Linked DNA regions of Mus musculus: region 2 is linked to region 1. A link is a loop called in an ENCODE intact Hi-C map of the cell type or tissue named here. Cell type or tissue: gastrocnemius. All regions are shown on one strand. Links, peaks and the distances in the headings refer to the core of each region. The heading gives the core; the rest is flanking DNA.

Region 1 (9,117 bases), core at 768-8,767:
AACACCACAGAGCATAAACCCACTGGCCCTGGGCCCAGCATGTACTGAGAGTGACTCTGGGGTTGTAAGCATGATGGAATTTTCTGGGCTGCAGTGGACTGACACGAACTTGATCTAAGCTAAGGGCAAACTGTGCTTAGAGGGTGTAGCATGCTAGACAGAAAGACAAACAAACTCCTAATGGAACGCTGTGGAAAGCTGGGTTTATGCTGCCCTGGGTACCTGAAACGTTTTGAGACTTATTTGAATGGCTTTGGTGTCTTTGGTAGCAGGCCTGGCTATAAGTTTTCTGCAGGAGGGTGTTGCTGCTTGTGGCTGTGCCTGTCTAGAGCATATCTCTGGTGGATGGGGGTATATAGAGGGAGCATGTCAAGGTGGAACACACAGGTTATGAAGCTCAATCATGGTCCTCTGGGCCAGGGGACAAGAGTCCATGACTGGGCAGAGTGGAAGGACCTCCAGAGGCTGCACACCAACTCTGGCTAGGGAAAGGTAGCAAGCTCTCTCTGTCCCCCTTGGTTGCTTGTCACTGTGGCTCGAGACCATTGTGTCAGGGCCATGATCACAGCCCTGCCCAACCTGGTAGGTGAGCTCCTTGATGCGCCGCTCACTCTTCCTCATGCCCTTCACTGACTCTGCATTGCGCTTTTGCTCAGCCTCCAGCTCATTCTCCAGCTCCCGGACCCGGGCCTCCAGCTTCTGCAGCTGCTTCTTGCCGCCCTTGAGGGCGATCTGCTCTGCCTCGTCCAGACGGTGCTGCAAGTCCTTGATGGTCTGCTCCATGTTCTTCTTCATGCGCTCCAGGTGGGCGCTGGTGTCCTGCTCCTTCTTCAGCTCCTCAGCCATCATGGCGGCCTGTGCGCAGGAGAGGAGAGCATGTGGTCTGCTCAGGTCCTCATGGGCTCACTGCCCAAACTAGGGAGATGCTGCTCTGGAGTGGGTAGGTAGGGGAGGGGACTCACATCTGTGATAGCCTTCTTGGCCTTCTCCTCTGCGTTCCTACACTCCTGCACTGCCTCCTCTACTTCTGTCTGGAGCTGGGATAGGTCTGCATCCATCTTCTTCTTCTGGTTGATGAGGCTGGTGTTCTGAGAAAAGAGTGGCAGAGCAGAAAAATCCCTGTGCATCTCTGAGAGGCTCCTTCCCCTGTCTGTCATCTGCTGAGCTCAGGAATGTACAGGGTACCCCCTCACCTGCGAGTGCAGCAGCTGCACCCGCTCGCTGGTCTCAATCAGCTCCTGCTCTGCCAGCTTCCGAGACCGCTCCGTCTGCTCCACCACAGCCCGAAGCTCCTCCAGCTCCGCCTGCAGCAGGTTGTTGCGCCGTTCCACGATGGCGATGTTCTCTTTCAGGTCGTCATTGGCACGGACAGCATCATCCAGCTGGATTTGAGTGTCCTGAGGATCAGAAAAATGAGTGTAAGCTAGTTAGCCAGCTGGGGTGCCTTCATGAAGCTGTCCCCCAGGATTGGGCGTGGGTGGAAAGTCCATTGTGGTTGCTTTGGGTTGGCCTGTCAGTTATCTCTACAACGATGGTATGACAAGAGAGAGGAAGTGTCTCTAATTAGTGTCTACCATCTAATTAGCATTTATAGAAGCCAGCCCTTCCCTAGGTGAGGTAACCTCTTGTTTCCAGAAGTCTCTGAGTACCTTCAGCAGACTCTGGAGGCTCTTCACTTGTTTCTGGGCCTCAGCAGCCATACGGTTGGCATGGCTGAGCTGGATCTCCATCTCGTTGAGGTCGCCCTCCATCTTCTTCTTCACCCGCAGGGCCTCATTGCGGCTGCGTGTCTCCGCATCCAGGGAGGTCTGCAGGGAGTCCACCATCCGCAGGTGGTTGCGCTTGGCCTGCTCCATCTCCTCATCCTTCTCTGCCAGCTTCCTTTCAATCTCTGCCTTGATCTGGTTGAACTCTAGCTGGGCGCGGAGGATCTTGCCCTCCTCGTGCTCCAGGGAGGCCTGGAAAGGATATAGATTTTGCAGGCATATAGTCAGAGACCAGGGTGGAAGCAAGGGTGTGTCTAAAAACCATGGCACAGAGAGCATTTGGGGATGGTATACATGACTCAGTAGGAGATGCAGTGGAAGGAAATGAGAAAGAGTGTGCACAAGAGAAATGAAAGCAAGCTGAAGAGAAGGGGATGCAGACTCCCAGGGGGGCGGAGGGAGTCAGCTTTGAAGACAAAGAGGAAAATGAAAAGTGTTGCCAAGGAAACAGAGGCAATGAAGCAGAGAGTAAAGGAACAAAAAAAAAAAAACCACCACACACAGGCAGGCAGAGGTGGAAAGTGGAATGAGCTGAAATAGGAGTCTTTCTAAGGTACAGTAAATAAAATGTTTGTGTGAAGGAACTTGAGTGACCTTGAACTCATCTGACATTGACAACTGTTTGCTGGGTGCCTGCTATGTCCAGCACCATCTTAGACCCTGGCAATGGACCATTGTGGAGGAAGTCAGGCAAAGGACAGATGGGAGCAGGGACCAAAGTCTAGATCCCAGTCCCTACCTGGCCCTGCTCCCTCCTTCGTGCCCACCTCAGCCTCCTCCAGGGCCGACTGCAGCTCCAGCTTCTCGGCCTCCAGTTGCTTTCGGATCTTCTCCAGCTCATGGATGCTCTTCCCCGTGGAGCCCAGCTGCTCAGTCAGGTCTGAGATCTCCTCTGTGGGGGCACACAGTGACTCAGTCAGGAATTTCTGGGGTCTCAATAGAGTAGGGGTGTGCTTCTTTCCCTGGACTGCTATTGGAGATGGGGACATGGCCCTTCCCTTTCCCTGCAGCCCTTTCCTGTCCCCCAGCTCGCCCACCCTGGAGGTTCTTGTTCTCCCGCTTGAAGGTCTCTAGGTGCTCCAGAGACTCCTCATAGGCGTTCTTGAGCTTGAAGAGCTCTGTGCTCAGGGAGCGCGCCTCCTTCTGGGAAGACTCCAGCTCTGACTGCGACTCCTCATACTTCTGCTTCCACTCAGCCAGGATCTGCAGGGAAGGAGCGCCCTGTGACCAGAACTGCCCAGGCCCCCCTCCCCCGACCCAGCCCTCCTCCCCCACCTCCAAGGAGCATGCTGCAGCCTTGAGCTGGCACTGACCCCACCAGCAGCATGCACAGTGTCTGTAGCCCCACCGTGAGCCTACCTTGTCAAAGTTCCTCTGCTTCTTGTCCAGGGCTGCGGCGGCGGCATTGGAGCGCTCCACGTCCACCATCAGGTCCTCGATCTCATTCTGCAGCCTGTGCTTGGTCTTCTCCAGAGAGGAACACTTGGCATTGACAGCCTCCACTGCCTCCTCTGCATCCTGCAGCCTCTGAGCCAGCTTCTTCCTGCAGTAGGGGAAGGAGGGAGGGTGGCCGGGAAGAGAGGGATGGGGAGAATGGAGGAGGTAGGTTTGGACAAGAGGAGAACATGTGACTTTCAAAAGACTATCCTTGACTATCTAGAAGCAATCAGAGAAGGCTGGGGATGGGCTTCAGAGGCTGGGCACTTGGCAGACAAATCTTAGTAGCTGAGCATGAAGGCATAGCACCACTGAGCACCATGAGCCTGATCCTTCTTGGCTGCAGCAGCCCCATTCCCTACAGCACCGTACCCCAGGTGGGAGCACTCAGCCCTCAGACAAACCTTTTGTTCGTCTTATATTCGGATGAGAAACATAACGCGAGCAAAAAGCTTCCCTGAGAGGAGCAGGAGGTGGGGGTGCCTAAGAGTCCCCTCTGTGTGGACTACTGAGCATCAGACTGGGCTGCAGAGGAGCCTCAACCAGGGCTGGCTACCCAGGACTCACTTGGCTTCCTCCAGCTCCTCTGTCCTCTGTATGGCATCCGTCTCATACTTGGTCCTCCACTGGGCCACCTCTGAATTGGCCTTGGACAGGACTCGCTGTAGCTCAGCCTTGGCCTCTGTCTCCTCCTCATACTGTTCCCTCAGCAGGTCACAATCATGCCGTGCTGACTGCAGTGCGTGGGCCAGCGCGTTCTTGGCCTGGGAAGAGGTGAGCATCAAGGAAGTGGGTCAGCTTTTTCCTCCACCATCCTTTTACCCCAGTCTCAACACATCCCTTGGCCCCATCTACCTCCAACTCTCCAGCGAACCCGGTGTGGTTTGCTGAGCAAGAATGACCCTAAATAATAAAACAGTGCTGCACTGTTTACAAAGTTCTGTGTCCACTGCCTGATGCTCCTTGCAGAAGAGCTGATCACCCAGTGCATTTACAGGTGCAAACAGGCATCAGGAAGTTTTCCTTGAGATTACCACACTATAAGAGGTAGGTTAGTACTAAGCTTTGGGGTTTTGTGGGGAAGAGTTGGGATGTTTGTACATATGTAGGGAGGTCTGAAGTCAACCATGGGTTTTTCACATGACACCATATACCATATTTTTCTGAGACAAAGTCTGTCACCAAGACCTCAGAACTTGGCTGGGCTGACTGTCAGTCAGTCCCAGAGATCTTCCTGTGTAGTGATAATTTTAGAATTTTGGCTTTTTTTTTTAAAAAAAATACACAGAAGTATTATAAGAATGTGTGTTTGTTTTAATCCCAGGAGTGGGATATGGGGCTGCTTCAGATTGTCCACAGAGGCTGACTATGATTTGCCTCGTGCTCTAGCAGTGGTGTGATCTTGTCAGCTGCAGATAGTTTCTGCTATTGTGTGACATTTGGAATTCTAAGGACTTTTCAGAGGGTATATGAATGCTAGGACTCAGAGAGGTAGGGTTGGATTTTGGGGGTTGTTGGTTGCTGTTGGTTGCTATTGGTTGCTGTTGGTCACTGTTGCTCATGGTTTGTTAAGTAGTCATGTGCAAAGAAGAAAGTAGAAGAGGAGGAGTAGGTAGGAGTAGAAGCAGAAGAAGAAAAGGAGGAGGAGGAAGAAGGGGAGGAGAGAGAGAGAGAGAAAGAGGAGGAAGAAGGGAAAGAGGGAGAGAAAGAGGAGGAGGAGTGAGAAGAAGGAGAAGGAGATGAAGAAGAGGAAGGAGGAGGAGGAGGAAGAGGAGGAGGAGAAGGAGGAGAAGAAGAAAGGAAGAGGCGGGGCGTGGTGGCACATGCCTTTGATCCCAGCACTTTGGAGGCAGAGGCAGGCGGATTTCTGAGTTCGAGGCCAGCCTGCTCTACAGTGAGTTCCAGCACAGCCAGGGCTATACAGAGAAACCCTGTCTCGAAAAACCAAAAAAAAAAAAAAAAAAAAAAAAAAAAAAAAAAAAAAGAAAGGAGGAGGAGGAGGAAGAGGAGGGAACAGAAGAGGAGGAAGAAGGGGAGGAGAGAGAGAAAGAGGAGGAGGGAAAAGAAGGAGAAGAGGAAGAGGAAGAGGAGGAGGAAGAAGAGGAAGAGGAAGAAGAAGATGGAGAAGGAGGAGGAGGAGGAGGAGGAGGAGGAGGAGGAGGAGAAGAAGAAGAAGAAGAAGAAGAAGAAGAAGAAGAAGAAGAAGAAGAAGAAGAAGAAGAAGAAGAAGAAGAAGAAGAAGAAGAAGAAGAAACAACTAGGTATATTGGTGGTGAAGATCAAACTTTCCTCAAGCAACTCAAACTCAACGCCCCTAATCAGAAGGAGGTAGTGTAACAATAGCATCATCCCTAATGAGAAGAGATAGTCTAACAATAGTATCGTCCGGTTTCCAACTTCTGACTTTATTCAGGGATCTCTTTCCTTTCTTCTCTATCCTTTTTTCTCTCTTATCTAGTGTTAGGGAGTTGAAAGGGTGGAAGAAAAAGAATCCACAAAGTAGAACAGGCAAGCTACATGGCTGTCTCTGCCATCTCCACGCGAAGATTACAAGTGCTGGTGACTGAACTCAGGACCAAACACCTTCATGCTCCTGCACCAAGCCTTTTACTGACTGAGCTCTCTCCCCAGCCAGAGCCCTGTGAGGCTTAAGAACGCATGGCCTTATCTCTTTCCCATGAACTCAGTACTGTGCTAGGGATAGGCTCCGGCTTTCTTCTTCCAGGCTTCAGATTGCTCTCATCATCCTAGGACCCCTCTGTGTAGTCCCTGCACCCAATATCTGCACCCAAGAAGGCCAAATCCCATCTCCTCAGATCAGAGGCTCTGAGCCTGCCTAATTCTGTGGCCTTTAATATAGTCCCTCACGTTGTAGGAACCCTCAACCATAAAATTGTCATGGCTACTTCACACTATAATTTACTACTGTTCTAGATGTGAATGTAAATGTCTGGCATGCATGATATCTACTATTTGACCCCAAAGAGGTCGCAACCCAGAGGTTGAAAATCACTATCTTAGATAATTTCCTCTCTGCCTCTTTACCCTCCTACTCCCCACCCCTGCACAGCAGTAGGAGGGCAAAGGGCCTCTCTCAGCCTGGGGAACAGATTTTAAAAGATACTTAGTAAAGGCTGTGTTATTACTTCTTTTTTACAGTTTGTAGTAAGTTGTGGACCAGACAAGCCTCACTCTTAGAGAAGAAAGAGACCCATATTCTGGCCAATTGGTGCACTCTATGCTTTGTCCAGACACAGAGTCTAGGCCTTACCTTGACCTCCTCCTCCAGTTGCCTCTTGAGGTCCTCCAGCTGCTGTGTATATGTGAGCTTGCCTCGGGTTAGCTGAGAGATCAGAGCCTCCTTCTCGTCCAGCTGCCGGGACAGCTCCCCTGGGGAGGCACCAAGGTACCTTCTGTCCCTCTCTACCCTCAACCCTGCCCCTAACTCTTAGGCTCCCTTCTCTGGAGAGGCTGTGGGCATATGAGGAGCATGTACACCCAAGGCTAGGATGGCTCAGGAGGTTGGGACCCATGGAGCTCCAGCCCTGGGCTCACCATTCTCTGTCTGCAGCTTGGCCCGCTGGCTGGTGAGGTCATTGACAGAACGCTGCGTCTCCTCGGCCTTGCTCCGGTGCTCATTCATCTGGTCTTCCAAGGTCCGGCACATCTTCTCCAGGTTAGCCTGAGAGAGGAAGGAGTTACAGAGTAGGTGCAGGAAGGAACTAAAGTGGAGTAAGGATTGCAATGAAAGAGAAAACCATGGAAGGGAGGGGGCAGGGAGGGGAACCAGATGAGCTGTCAAGGAAGAAAGAGGATCGACATCAGAGGGGATTAGAGGAGGGAGCTGCTGAGAGGGCCCACCTTGGCCTTGATGATCTGCTCCATGTTGGAGGTGACGTCATCCAGCTCCAGCTTGAACTCGCTTTTCTCTTTCTCCAGCTTCTGCTTCACCCGCTGGAGGTTGTCGATCTGCTCGCCCAGCTCCGCCACGCTGTCGGCATGCTTCTTGCGCAGGGCCGCCGCCGTGGCCTCGTGCTGCAGCGTGGCCTCCTCCAGGTCCCGCCGCATCTTCTGGAACTCGGCCTCGCGCTTCTTGTTCATCTCTATCTGCACGGATGTGGCCCCGCCTGCCTCCTCCAGCCTTTCACTGATCTCCTCCAGCTCCCGGGACAGGTCAGAGCGCAGCTTCTCCACCTTGGCCCGGGCTGTGCGCTCGGCCTCCAGCTCCTCCTCCAGCTCCTCGATGCGTGCCTAGCCAGGGACACAGAGGGTCAGACCTGCTTCCTGCACCCCTCCATTGAGGCCGGCCCTGGAGCTCTAAAAGATCCCTGGTCTATGAGAACAGCACGTAAGTTTGATGTGTTACTAGAAAGGTGGACATAGATGGATTTGGGGGAAGGTGTCTTGCGCAGCCCAGTCAACTTTCCTTTAGGCTTGAGCAGTGCACATTCTCTTTATTGGAAGAAAGCAGATATCTTAGAGAAGGCCAAACAACAACAACAACAACAAACAAACAAACAAACAAACAACAACAACAATCTGTGTCTCATGGGTTTTTGCAAGCAATTTAGTGGGGGAAAGTAGCAAAAGTGTAGCTGAGAAAACCACACTTGTCTGATAAAATAGCTGAAGACCTAATTCAATGCCTGCTACAGAGGAAAGAGCCATAAGAGCTGAAGGGACCTAAAAGTCACCAGGTGACAGAGTAGGCATGGAGACTCAGAGGTCTGTAGTGGAGCTCTGTGATCTCGTGACTAGACAGACTGAGAAGAAACCAGGAGTTCTGCGGTCTAGACCTCCCCCGTCCCCTCCCAGGCTCTCTTCCTGTGTCTTCCTTGGATCATACAAGCCCCAGCTAGGGATTCCCATAGGAAGCCTTGTTCATTTTATCTCCTTTCACGGGCACACAGTTCCTTGTTGCAGGAGTAGCATACCCTGGAGGGGGTCGAGGGAAGCGGAGAGCCAGCCAGGGATGCCACGTTCAGCTGGAGCCTCTCCTCTAGCCTTACCTGAAGCTCCTTGAGCTTCTTCTGCAGCTGACTGCCCAGGGCTTGCTCATCCTCAATCCTGGCATTGAGTGCATTTAACTCAAAGTCCTTCCTGTAGGGGAGAAAGGGGGTGGGGTAGCAGGCCAGGTAGGCACCTGACTATCCACCAGAGATTGCAGACTATAAAACCAATAAAGTACAGGAAAAAAACAAAACAAAACAAAACAAAACAAAACAAAACAAAACAAAATAAAACAAAACAAAAAACTTCCAAGAGTGATTTAGGATGCCCAAAGGATAACACCTGCTGTCGGGTTCAGGTCCAGGAAGAATGTAATGGAAAGCCCTGCAGCAGGGTGGTGGGGTGGGGCTCTGTGGGGCTTTTCCTTCTTTTAAAAAAATTATTTATTTATTATTAAATATGTATGAGTGTACACTATCAATGTTCTCAGACACACCAGAAGAGGGCATCAGATCCCATTACAGATGGTTGTGAGCCACCATGTGGTTGCTGGGATTTGAACTCAGGACCTCTGGAAGAGCAGTCAGTGCTCTTAACCTCTGAGCCATCTCTCCAGCAAGCTTTCCCCTATTTATTTATTTATTTATTTATTTATTTATTTATTTATTTATTTATTTATTATTATTTTTGGTTTTTCGAGACAGGGTTTCTCTGTGTAACCCTGGCTGTCCTGGAACTCACTTTGTAGACCAGGATGGGCTTGAACTCGGAAATCCGCCTGCCTCTGCCTCCCAAGTACTGGGATTAAAGGTGTGTGCCACCACCGCCCAGCAAGCTTTCCCCTCTTATCCCAAGTTTTCTCCTCTGTGAAGTAATGAGACTATTGCAAAGGCCTTTTTTTTCTTTCTCTTTGATGCTGGTGGTCTTTAACTTGTCACTGTTAGCTTAGGTGACTCAGTTGCCT
Region 2 (9,117 bases), core at 444-8,443, 53 kb before region 1:
TTCTGGTGGGGTCTCCCAGGATCTCACCTTCAGATGCACGTAGTCATATTCCTCGGCCATTGGGATGCCTTCATATTCATTGTGAGGGCCTGCTGGATCATTGGCTACCTCCCTGCACTCTGGATCTCCCTCGGGTTTGAGGCCCCCATAACCAGGCAGGCAGGGTGGGGGAGGGGGTAGAGGCCTGTCCTGGATACTGCCCTTTCGGCCTGGGGCAGGAGAAGGAGCTGGAGAAGGAGCAGGAGCCTCAGAGACAGGGAGGGCAGGCAGAGGGCGGCGGGACAGGCTCTCAGTGGATGGTAGCCTGGGCCTGTGTTGGGGTGGGGAGCTTCTGGTCGGAAGCTGGGCCACAGTGTCCAGGTCAGTGGAGGAAGAAGCCACTGGAGGCTCTGGGGACGGTGGCTCTGGCCCCAGCAGAGGCACATCGTAAATGCCTTCATCTGCATCCCTGCTTTCTCCATTTGCCAGGAGTTCCTCGGGTGCTTCGTACAGGTTGAGCAGAGCCGAGGCCCGTTTCAGGTTGGAAGGGGCAGCGTAAAGAGGAGGCCCTGGCTCCCGGCCCCCTTCCCACTCCGGATCCCGCTCCAGCTCTGCAGGTGGCTTTAAGGCCAGAGGCACATCGTAGGGCGCTTCATCCTCTCTGGGGGGCTGTGGGACAACTGGGGCCACAGGACAGGAAAAGGAGGCTGGGGAGTCATAGGGACAGCTGGAGGGAGCCCGGAGGATGTTGGGAGGCACATCATAGACCTGGTGGGAGGGATCAGCATTAGCTTTCAGCTCTGCAATAGACTAGCCCTGTGAATTCTGGCCCTCACCCAACATGCACAAAACTCTAACCTCTGCCACGTCTCTGGAGGCAGTCAGCTGCATCCCATTGCCTCGGGGGACCTTGTAGATGGAGTCAGAAGAGGGTGAGCAGGATCTAGCTGGAAGTCCCGAGGCAGAGCAGGGTCGAGCTGGTGGTGGTATTACATACACCTAGGAGATGAAGAGGTGGGTGTGTCAGGAATGAAGTCATTGAAACACATACACAAGTTCAGGAGCTTATAGACTTCCTAGCCTCCCCCCCTCCACACTTCCTGTGCTGACCTTAGAAACAGGTGGCAGAAAGACAGCTAACGACCAGTAAAAGGCCAAAGGTCAAGGTCTCAGTCAGGATCTCCCTGCAAACCTGTATCCAGGCCCTGGAGAGGGCAAAGATTGCCAGGCCTGGGATGAGAGGCTCTACTTCTTACCTCCTGCTCCTCACAGCCACGCTCTGGGGTGGGACATGATGAGCCAGGCTGGGTGGGAGATGCTGGGCAGAGGCTAGGCTTGGGTGCTGGGCCAGCAGGAAGGAGCTTCACTCTGTTAGCAGGGACAATACCCTGCTGGCCATGCAGAGAGCAGAGGCACCAACCATCAAGTCCACCAGCACCCTCCCTCTGCAGTACCCGTAGAACATCCCCTCGGCGGAAGGACAGTTCCTGGGGGGACTCTGCAGTGTTGTCGTACAATGCCCGGGCAAGCTGGGCCTGGTGGGAGAGGTTAGAGGATAATGGTTCTCACACACGGATCAGGTCACGTGGAAATGAGACAGCCTCCCCTTCCAGTCAAGCAAAAATGTCTCACTCCTGGCTCACCTGCTCCTCATTAGGCTCTGCCCTGCCAGCGTCATGGAGGGCACACTCCTCCTCCTTCTCGTTTCTAAACCTGTCTCTTCCATCTTAGTGCCTTTGCACTTATATTCCCTCTACTCCAAGTACCATCTTACTGATCCTTTTACATCCTTCAGTTCTGAGAAAACGTCTCCTCCAAGGAAGAGGATTCTCTTTCCTCTCTTCCCCATCCCATTCTGTGCCTGGATCCACCCACTGTTGCCTTCAAAACACTTTCTATTACTTAGGTTTTGTTATTATTGAGTTCTGCTATCACACTATAAGCCCTGTAAGACCAAGGGCTGCTCTACTCCATGACACCTCCAAAAGGGTGCCAAGCAGAACTGGTCCTCAGTACACATTTGTTAAAGAATTTCTTTAGAGCACATGAAGAGGTCTGGCTAGCATCTCGCATAGACTCTCTTTCGTGTTCCCTTGGTCCTCCAGTGATTACTCCCCCAAGTAAAAGGTTAGGTTAAGCAACTATAGAGACCTGCCTTTCTGAGGGAGCCTGGAAGACATCTAGACCAAGTGTTAAGGCACACTTGAGAAAGAAAACAAATAGAAGCCATTGTTCTGTTCCTAGCCTGAACAAATACAGTACTGCCAGAAGAGGCCAAAGAAGCATGGAGAAGAGAAATGTATATATACTATATGTATGTATACTATAGTATGTGTTCAGAGCAGTGCTGGGAATGACAACTCATGTTTGTAATCCCAGCAGTTGGGAGAGCTGAGGCAGGAGAACTGCTTTGAAGGTTCGAAGCCAGCCTGCAGACCTGTCTAGACAGGAACCTAAGCTTTCCCCATTGAGGGCCTGAGCTTAGGCACTGAGTCATAAACACGAAGTATCCAGAGACTCTTAAGTCTTTACACCAAGTCTTAGTCTCAAAATCTCCATTTTAGAAGGCAAACCGGGGTGCAGGTTTAGGCTTGGTCCAGTGGTGTATGGCTGACATGGCCGGAAGAGCAGTGACATCAGTCAGAGCTTGTACTCCTTCAAGGGTGCTCCCTATGTCTTCTGCAACCACTGTGGTTTTCTTTTACATCATTTTGTTTGTGTGCATGTGTGCCACAGTGCACAGGTGGGGACCAGAGGCTAACTTGCAGGAACCGGTTCTCTCCTTCTGCCATGTGTGTTTTGGGAGTTACACTTGGGTCCTCCGACTTAGCAACAGGTACTTTTACCTACTAAGCCACCTCTCTAGCCTGTCCTTTTTCATTTTACTAGCGCAGCAGTAGAGAGGGATAGTGACTCGGGGGTGAGGAAGGTGTTTGTATAGGTTCCTACACTCAACCTCCCTCGGTTCTCACTCCTCTCAGTGCTCCTGTCCCGTAACATCCTTTGGGAGAAACAAGCTTATTCCACTCAGAGCATAGTCAGTTTCAGTTGTGATTGCTAAATGACTGCCTGCCAGTAGGATCCCAGGCAGTGTGGCTCACCCAGAAACATTGGAGAACAGCCAGTTAGACGCTGCTGGCCAGGTAGCCATGTGGGTCCAACACCTCTAGCTTCTGTGAGCTCCTACACTCATATGTGCAGACCCCCACAGATAGAGACACATACATAATTAAAACAAACAAATATTAAAAAAAAATATTTAGCCGGGCATGGTGGCGCACGCCTTTAATCCCAGCACTCCGGATGCAGAGGCAGGTGGATTTCTGAGTTCGAGGCCAGCCTGGTCTACAAAGTGAGCTCCAGGACAGCCAGGATTATACAGAGAAACCCTGTCTCGAAAAACCAAAAAAAAAAAAAAATGCGGGGGGACTGGGACGTGACTCAGTCGGTAGAGTGGCTATCTTAGCATACAAAAGGCTCTGGAGTCTGTCTTTAGCCACTGGGATTGTGGGGCTCTATACCTGCTATCCCTGTCCTTTTGAAGTGGAGGTAGAAGGATCAGGATTAGGCTTCATAAAACTTTGCTTAAAAAAAAAAGAAAAAGGCTGGGTATCTGAGTGTGTAGCTCAGTGACAGAACAGCTGCCTAGGATGTTTTGAGGCATTAGGTTCAGCCTCTAGTATTATAAAAATATCATCATCACCATCAGCAGCAGCATCAAATAAACAACTAAACATCCAGCTGTAGCCGGATGCTACTGGACTGGAGGGGAGAAGGATGCTCGGCTCACTCAGACATGCTGTTCCTCTGGGACTGTTTTGTGCTAGGAAGCAAGTTGTGCAGCTCTGTGCTCCTTTCTTCTGCTCCCAAGCAACCATCCACCCTTCCTTCCTCCCTTCCTCCCTCCCTCCCTCCCTCCCTCCCTCCTTCCCTCCCTCCCTCCCTCCCTTCCTTCCTCCCTTCCTTCCTTCCTTCCTTCCTCAAAGTACTGGGGTCAAACTCAGGTCCCTTTGCATGACAGGCAAATGTCGACCTCTGAGCTACATGCCTGGCCCTCACCACAGTATTTCTGATTATACTGTGACTTCTAAGAGAAACGTCTACAAAGAAAAAAAGCATGCTCCACAGATCGCTGCCACGTGGAGGCCAGTGGGTGCTGGTGGGTATCTCCCTTAATCATGCTCTATTCTCCTTTTCCTTAGAGAGGGTCTGAGCCTTAAGTTCACTGACTTGGCTGGACAACGAGCCTCTGGAATCCTCTTGTTTCTGCCTCCCCAGTGCTGGGTGTACAGCTGAGTACCCTGCACATGGCAGTACTTGGGTGCTGGGGGTCAAACTCAGATCCTTAATTTATGCAGCAAACACTTTACCAATTGGGCCATGCCCCCAGCCCCAGTGCCTTTCCTTCTAATTGAAAACTAGAAATTAGTATTTTGGATCTAGCCAGTGATTAAAGTCAAGGCTGTAAGTACAGATGGACTTGGGGGTTGAGTTCCTTTCTTGCTTGGATGCCTTTAAGGAGATTTTAAATATCCCTATATTGTAGTGTCCTCCACTGTAGAATTTTCTTATCTCTAGACAAGTACCTATTTTTGAATGATCAAACGTCCTTGTAAGGTTGAAAGCTGTATGAGACAATGCATCAAAAGGTCATGACAAAGTTTAGTGGGGGAGGGCAGGTGTGTAAACTGTAAATGTTACCATTGTTGTGATCCTGTGAGTTTCACTAGCATAAATACTCCTCACCCAAACACCTTCTGGACTTCAAAAGTGACACTAACTCCAGGATCCTGACAGCAGCTTTGGCACTCCCAAAGGCACCCTGCCACCAGAGGACGAAAAGGTCTTGTCTGAGGAATGAAAATTGGATCCGTCCTCAAGGTGTTCTGTGGCTCCCGGGTTTTCTTTCACTTTCATAACTTTTCTTCCCATAGCCACAGTCCAGGAAAGCAGGTGGCAGCCTGGCGTTCCCTGGGGATCCCCAGCAAGGGCTGGAGAAGCTGAGCTCCAAGACAGAAAGCAGAGGTGGCGGCTGTATGGCTCCTCCCAGTATTAGGTTTGAATTTTATCCAATGGGGCCATGCTTTGCAGTTTGCCTAAACCCAGGCCAGAGCTGCTGATAGGATGATGGATTATGGGTGTGACCCCTCCTGCTTTATCTCCTCTTAGGGGCCCAGCTGACTTGTGAGGCAATGGCTGACTTATTTGGGTGGCAGGGTGCCACTGCGCTTTCTGGGAGGCCTCCTCCCGCAATTCCAACAAGCCAACTGTCCCTGTCTTTTGTTCCTAGTCACTAGAAAGTGGCCCGAGGCGGGCTGACATCATCGCCCCTACTCTATGTTATTTTCCCCAGCCTGGTCACCTGCCTGTTTCTCCATTTTCCCCCCAATCCTTTAGAGTTGGGCTTCCTTGGCCTTCCATTTTCCTTGGGCTTCCTGGTCTTTGTCAGAAAACTCCTTTTACTTACCTCCCAATTACAAGCCCCTGCCAACCCCCAATAGGCATCTGTTTCCACCCAGCAAGAGCAGATAGGATGGGGTTACACTCCGCCCTCCCCCCTCATCCCCCAACTATCCACAACCACTATAAAGAAAGAGAATAGGGAGAGAGGAGGAGGGGCCAACCCAGAACCAGAAGGCACAGGGGATGAGGACTGAGAGGGAGGGAGAAAGGAACAAAAGAGGACAGGCTTCTGGGAGAGATCACTGAGTGGATAGAAATAAACAGGACAGTGCCATAGAGCAGGTTGGAGGTGTCTGCCTGGCAAACCTCCTTTCCCTGGTGAACTCACCGACGTGGCAATGGCCATGGCTCTGGCCTCCAGCGTCGCCTGCTTCAGGCCAGGCTCTGTTTCGCTGACTTCAGCGATGGCTGCCCCACACCATGGTTCCCGGCCTCCAAGTCAGAAGGTCACCCCAAGCTGTAGCGCTTGAGGAGATAGATGCCTCCCCCCAAAGTTGGAGGAAGAGAAAGAAAACCCACAAAACTTTCCAAATAGGAGGCAGCTTGGCCAAGCAGGAGGAGGAGTAAGGCGGGCCTGGGCGTCGCTGCGGGACCTCATCCAAGGGGCGCGCTCTAAATTGTCCCCCAGGGTCTCTCGGGGCTCCAGGCCCCCACAGCTGCCGCCTTAAGTCGCAGAGGCCTCCTGGACTCACATGGGCTCACAGCTCACTTCCCAGGCTAAGAGACAGGAGCTGTGGCTGCTTTCGACGCCTCTCCAAGCAGCTCAGGCTAGCCCCGAGGGCTGGGAGAAGCCGCCTGAGTGGTTGGGCTGGACGAGCGACTCTTGGGGCCAACCCTCCCCCAGCGGCGCAGAGCGGTGCTCCCAGGGCTGTCTGTGGTCGTGGCAGCCGGGCCACTGCGGCGGGACCCGCGGGGAAGGAGGAGGAGCGACAACTGAGCTGCGTGTCGCCAAACTCGCTCAAGTCAGCGCAAAGGCCGGCGCCAAAAGGCCTAAGAGCGCGTGGCGGTGGAGCTGGGCTGTCTGCCCAGGCCCGCGCCGAGGCGAGCTCTCCCGGCCACACTCCTTCTCAACACAGCCGGGTCTTGGAGGTGGCCGCCAGGCACCTCTCAGTCTCAGCGCTCAAGGGCGCGCACCACCCTTTGCCCCAGGCACCCCTCTGGCCCCAGTCCCCGCTCACACACCCTGGACCGGGCCCTCGGCGCGTCCCAAAGCTTAGGGAAGCTCCAGGTGTCTTGGGAAATGAAGAAAAAGGCACCGAGCAAAAGGGAACAGAGAAGGGGAGGAGCAGTGCTGTGGGCTCGCCTAGGGTCGAGGTGGGGACACTGAGGGTTAGAAAAGGTCCGGGGTCGCGCGCGGCCCCCGATCACCCCTTGCACTCCGCGCCCCTTCCCTCCCTTGCCCGGGCTCCCGCTCCCCCTCGGCAAGCTCTCCCTCCCCTCCCCGCAGGCCCATTCCTCTCGCGAGGGGCTCGGGCCAGGGGATTAAGAGAAGGGGGAGGAAGGGGGAAGGGGAAGCTGTAGGGAAAGGGGACGATCCTTTCCGAGGCGGTGTTGAGTTTCAGCTCCAGACCCTCGGGCCAAACTGCGCGCCCCAGCCCGGCCACTCTCCCCCGCACCTTCCTCCTCGGGACCGCGCAGCAGACCGCGGGGTGGTCTGGTCCGCGCGCTCCGGGGAGCTCGGCTCTGCCCGACACGCCCCCGCTCTCCCCCGCCAGCCCCACGCCTCTCCCTGCCTCCCTTTCATTAGCCCCACATCTGTCTTTCCCGAGGGAGGGGACGCGCTGCTTCCGCCGCGCGCTAGGGTCCCGGCGGTTTGAGCACGCTGACTTTGCAGGGGCTCAAACCGGCTGCGGGGGTGAGCCGGGGAGGTCCAGAGGGCCACAGGCTTGGAGTCTGGTGCTGAACAAAGATTCTGGCCCTTGGGAGAGAACAAGAAGCTTTAGCGGCTGGCACCAGATCCCAGGCTGGCCGGTTGCACCGCCTTTTAGCCTCCTTTGCCAGTCCGGGCCTGTTTCTTGTCTTTGGTTTGGCCCTCGCTGCTACTGGAGCAGCTGGAGTAGAGATCGTAGGCAGAAGATGACAAAACTCTTTCTGAGGGGCTGGAATCGGGAGTTTCAGCCAAACCCCAGCTCCTTGCCTCCTTTCCCCTTCCTGCGGCCTCCCTTCAGTCGCCCTCTTCTCTAGCCTTTACTTCGAGGAGATATACATCAGAGCTTCTCAGGGTTGGGAGAGATCTGTCTTCTTCAAAAGAAAAGAATTTGGGGCGGGGTGGGGGGAGTGTGTCCTGGTAAGCAAGCTGCTAAATAGAGGTGCAAAGCTGTAATGTTTCCCCAGTGTTTACGTTTAACAAATGAGCACTTTAAGCACAAACAGACAACGAGCTTAGTCGTAACCTCTTTACAAGAGAACAGATAAAATCTTACTTAAGGACCTTTGTGAACTGGAGGCTTTGAGACCACTGTTGCTCCACCACACCACAGTGTTCCACAAGCTTAAGCACAGCATTTTCCCAGAACCACCCGAGGGGACAATGTTTACTGCCTGGTTACCTAGAACCCTCTGCCGAGGGAGAGGGAGAGTTGGCACCTAAGGGTGGCTCAGTGAAAGTTTCAGGATGAACGCGGGATGAATGGTGCTGGCCCTGGTCAGTGATGCTGGAGGGCAGACTTCATGCCCTGGCTGGAAACCTTCAACAGACTCAGGCTCCATTAGAACGAAAAGGAATTTTCGGGGAAGCTAAGCAGAAGGATGTGAAAGGTCCAGGCAGGGCTGCAGTTTGAGAGATGGGTGGGGACCTCAGAGCTTGAGGAATGACTTTAGGTAGGGGCAGCTTCTGTCTTGGGAGTGAATCCTGGCTTGTTAGCTCTGATACCTTGGTCTAGTCATAGCCATCCGGCAGTTTTAATTCCTCCCGTGTAACAGTTGCTTTGGCAAGGAGAACACAGATGGAAAATGCCCCTTCTTCCTCTAACAACACTTTCACGAAAACCAGATGTTCTCAGCTGAAGGAATGGGAACCTTTGCTGCAGTCTTGGTTGGTTTTTTTTATTCTTCTGGAACTCACTCTGTAGACCAGGTTGGTCTCAAACTCAGAAATTCACCTGCCTCTGCCTCCCAAGTGCTGGGATTAAAGGCATGCCCCACCACTGTCCGGTCCTTTCCGACATTTATATACCCCCACTTCTGCCCTCTCCTTTAAGGTTGCAGGTACTCAGGTATTCAAACTAGGAAGAATTCTAGCCTCAGGGAGCGCTTGGAGAAAACTGGCTGAATGGGGGTGATGCCTTGTATAGAGAGCAGCCTCCTATGGTCTTACACCATGGTTTGGCCACATTCAAAGAGTAGCAAAGAAGGAAGTCTTCCCAGCAGGGTTCATCTATCTTTTCCCTTCCTTGTCCCACCCACATGCTCCTCCCTCCTCCTCCTCCTCCTCCTCCTCCTCCTCGCATCCCAGTCCCCTCTTCACCCCTAGTTTTCCATTCACGTTATCCTGTTGCTTCTGAAATGTGTCAGAGCCTCCAGACCCTTCCCATCACCACGCCAAAAAGGCCTTTCCCGTTAGCATTGCCTTTCCACCCTCTCCAGTCTCTCACCCCCACAGCAGCTCTGTGCTCCTCCTATGTCGGAGCATGGTCTCATTCTCTTCATTGTGCTTTATGTTATAATCAGAAGGCA

Evidence for each region. A loop is a pair of places that touch in the nucleus more often than their neighbours do. Peaks named below come from ENCODE experiments on the same cell type or tissue, not always from the same donor. Only the 100,000 strongest peaks of a DNase experiment are listed, where the experiment ranks them.
Region 2: it touches region 1 in a loop (6-fold over the local background); 1 of 42 quality-filtered maps calls a loop at or near these places.

Annotation. Positions count from the first base shown.
Region 1 is chr14:54,972,109-54,981,225 of GRCm38, forward strand. Myh7 (myosin, heavy polypeptide 7, cardiac muscle, beta) reads right to left here. Exons shown (of 41, transcript NM_080728.3): 27 at 8,213-8,303; 28 at 7,065-7,454; 29 at 6,759-6,885; 30 at 6,475-6,593; 31 at 3,771-3,967; 32 at 3,126-3,309; 33 at 2,804-2,969; 34 at 2,534-2,658; 35 at 1,650-1,958; 36 at 1,194-1,397; 37 at 963-1,088; 38 at 580-855. Mhrt (myosin heavy chain associated RNA transcript) reads left to right here. Exons shown (of 5, transcript NR_033497.1): 3 at 657-804; 4 at 1,353-1,418; 5 at 1,770-2,241. It overlaps Gm31251 (a long non-coding RNA gene), which reads left to right and starts at 3,156. Exons shown (of 9, transcript XR_001781261.1): 1 at 3,156-3,977; 2 at 6,363-6,609; 3 at 6,775-6,879; 4 at 7,143-7,551. It overlaps Mir208b (microRNA 208b), which reads right to left and starts at 3,668; the gene lies at 3,592-3,668. In gastrocnemius, for the core only: no CTCF peak of the experiment used is centred there; no DNase peak of the experiment used is centred there.
Region 2 is chr14:54,919,668-54,928,784 of GRCm38, forward strand. It overlaps Efs (embryonal Fyn-associated substrate), which reads right to left and starts at 7,121. Exons shown (of 6, transcript NM_010112.4): 1 at 5,771-7,121; 2 at 1,236-1,514; 3 at 838-978; 4 at 28-747. The coding sequence starts at 5,788. In gastrocnemius, for the core only: no CTCF peak of the experiment used is centred there; DNase peaks (open chromatin) are centred at 5,019, 5,155, 5,581, 5,750 and 3 more places; H3K4me3 peaks cover 3,169 bases; H3K27ac peaks cover 3,551 bases.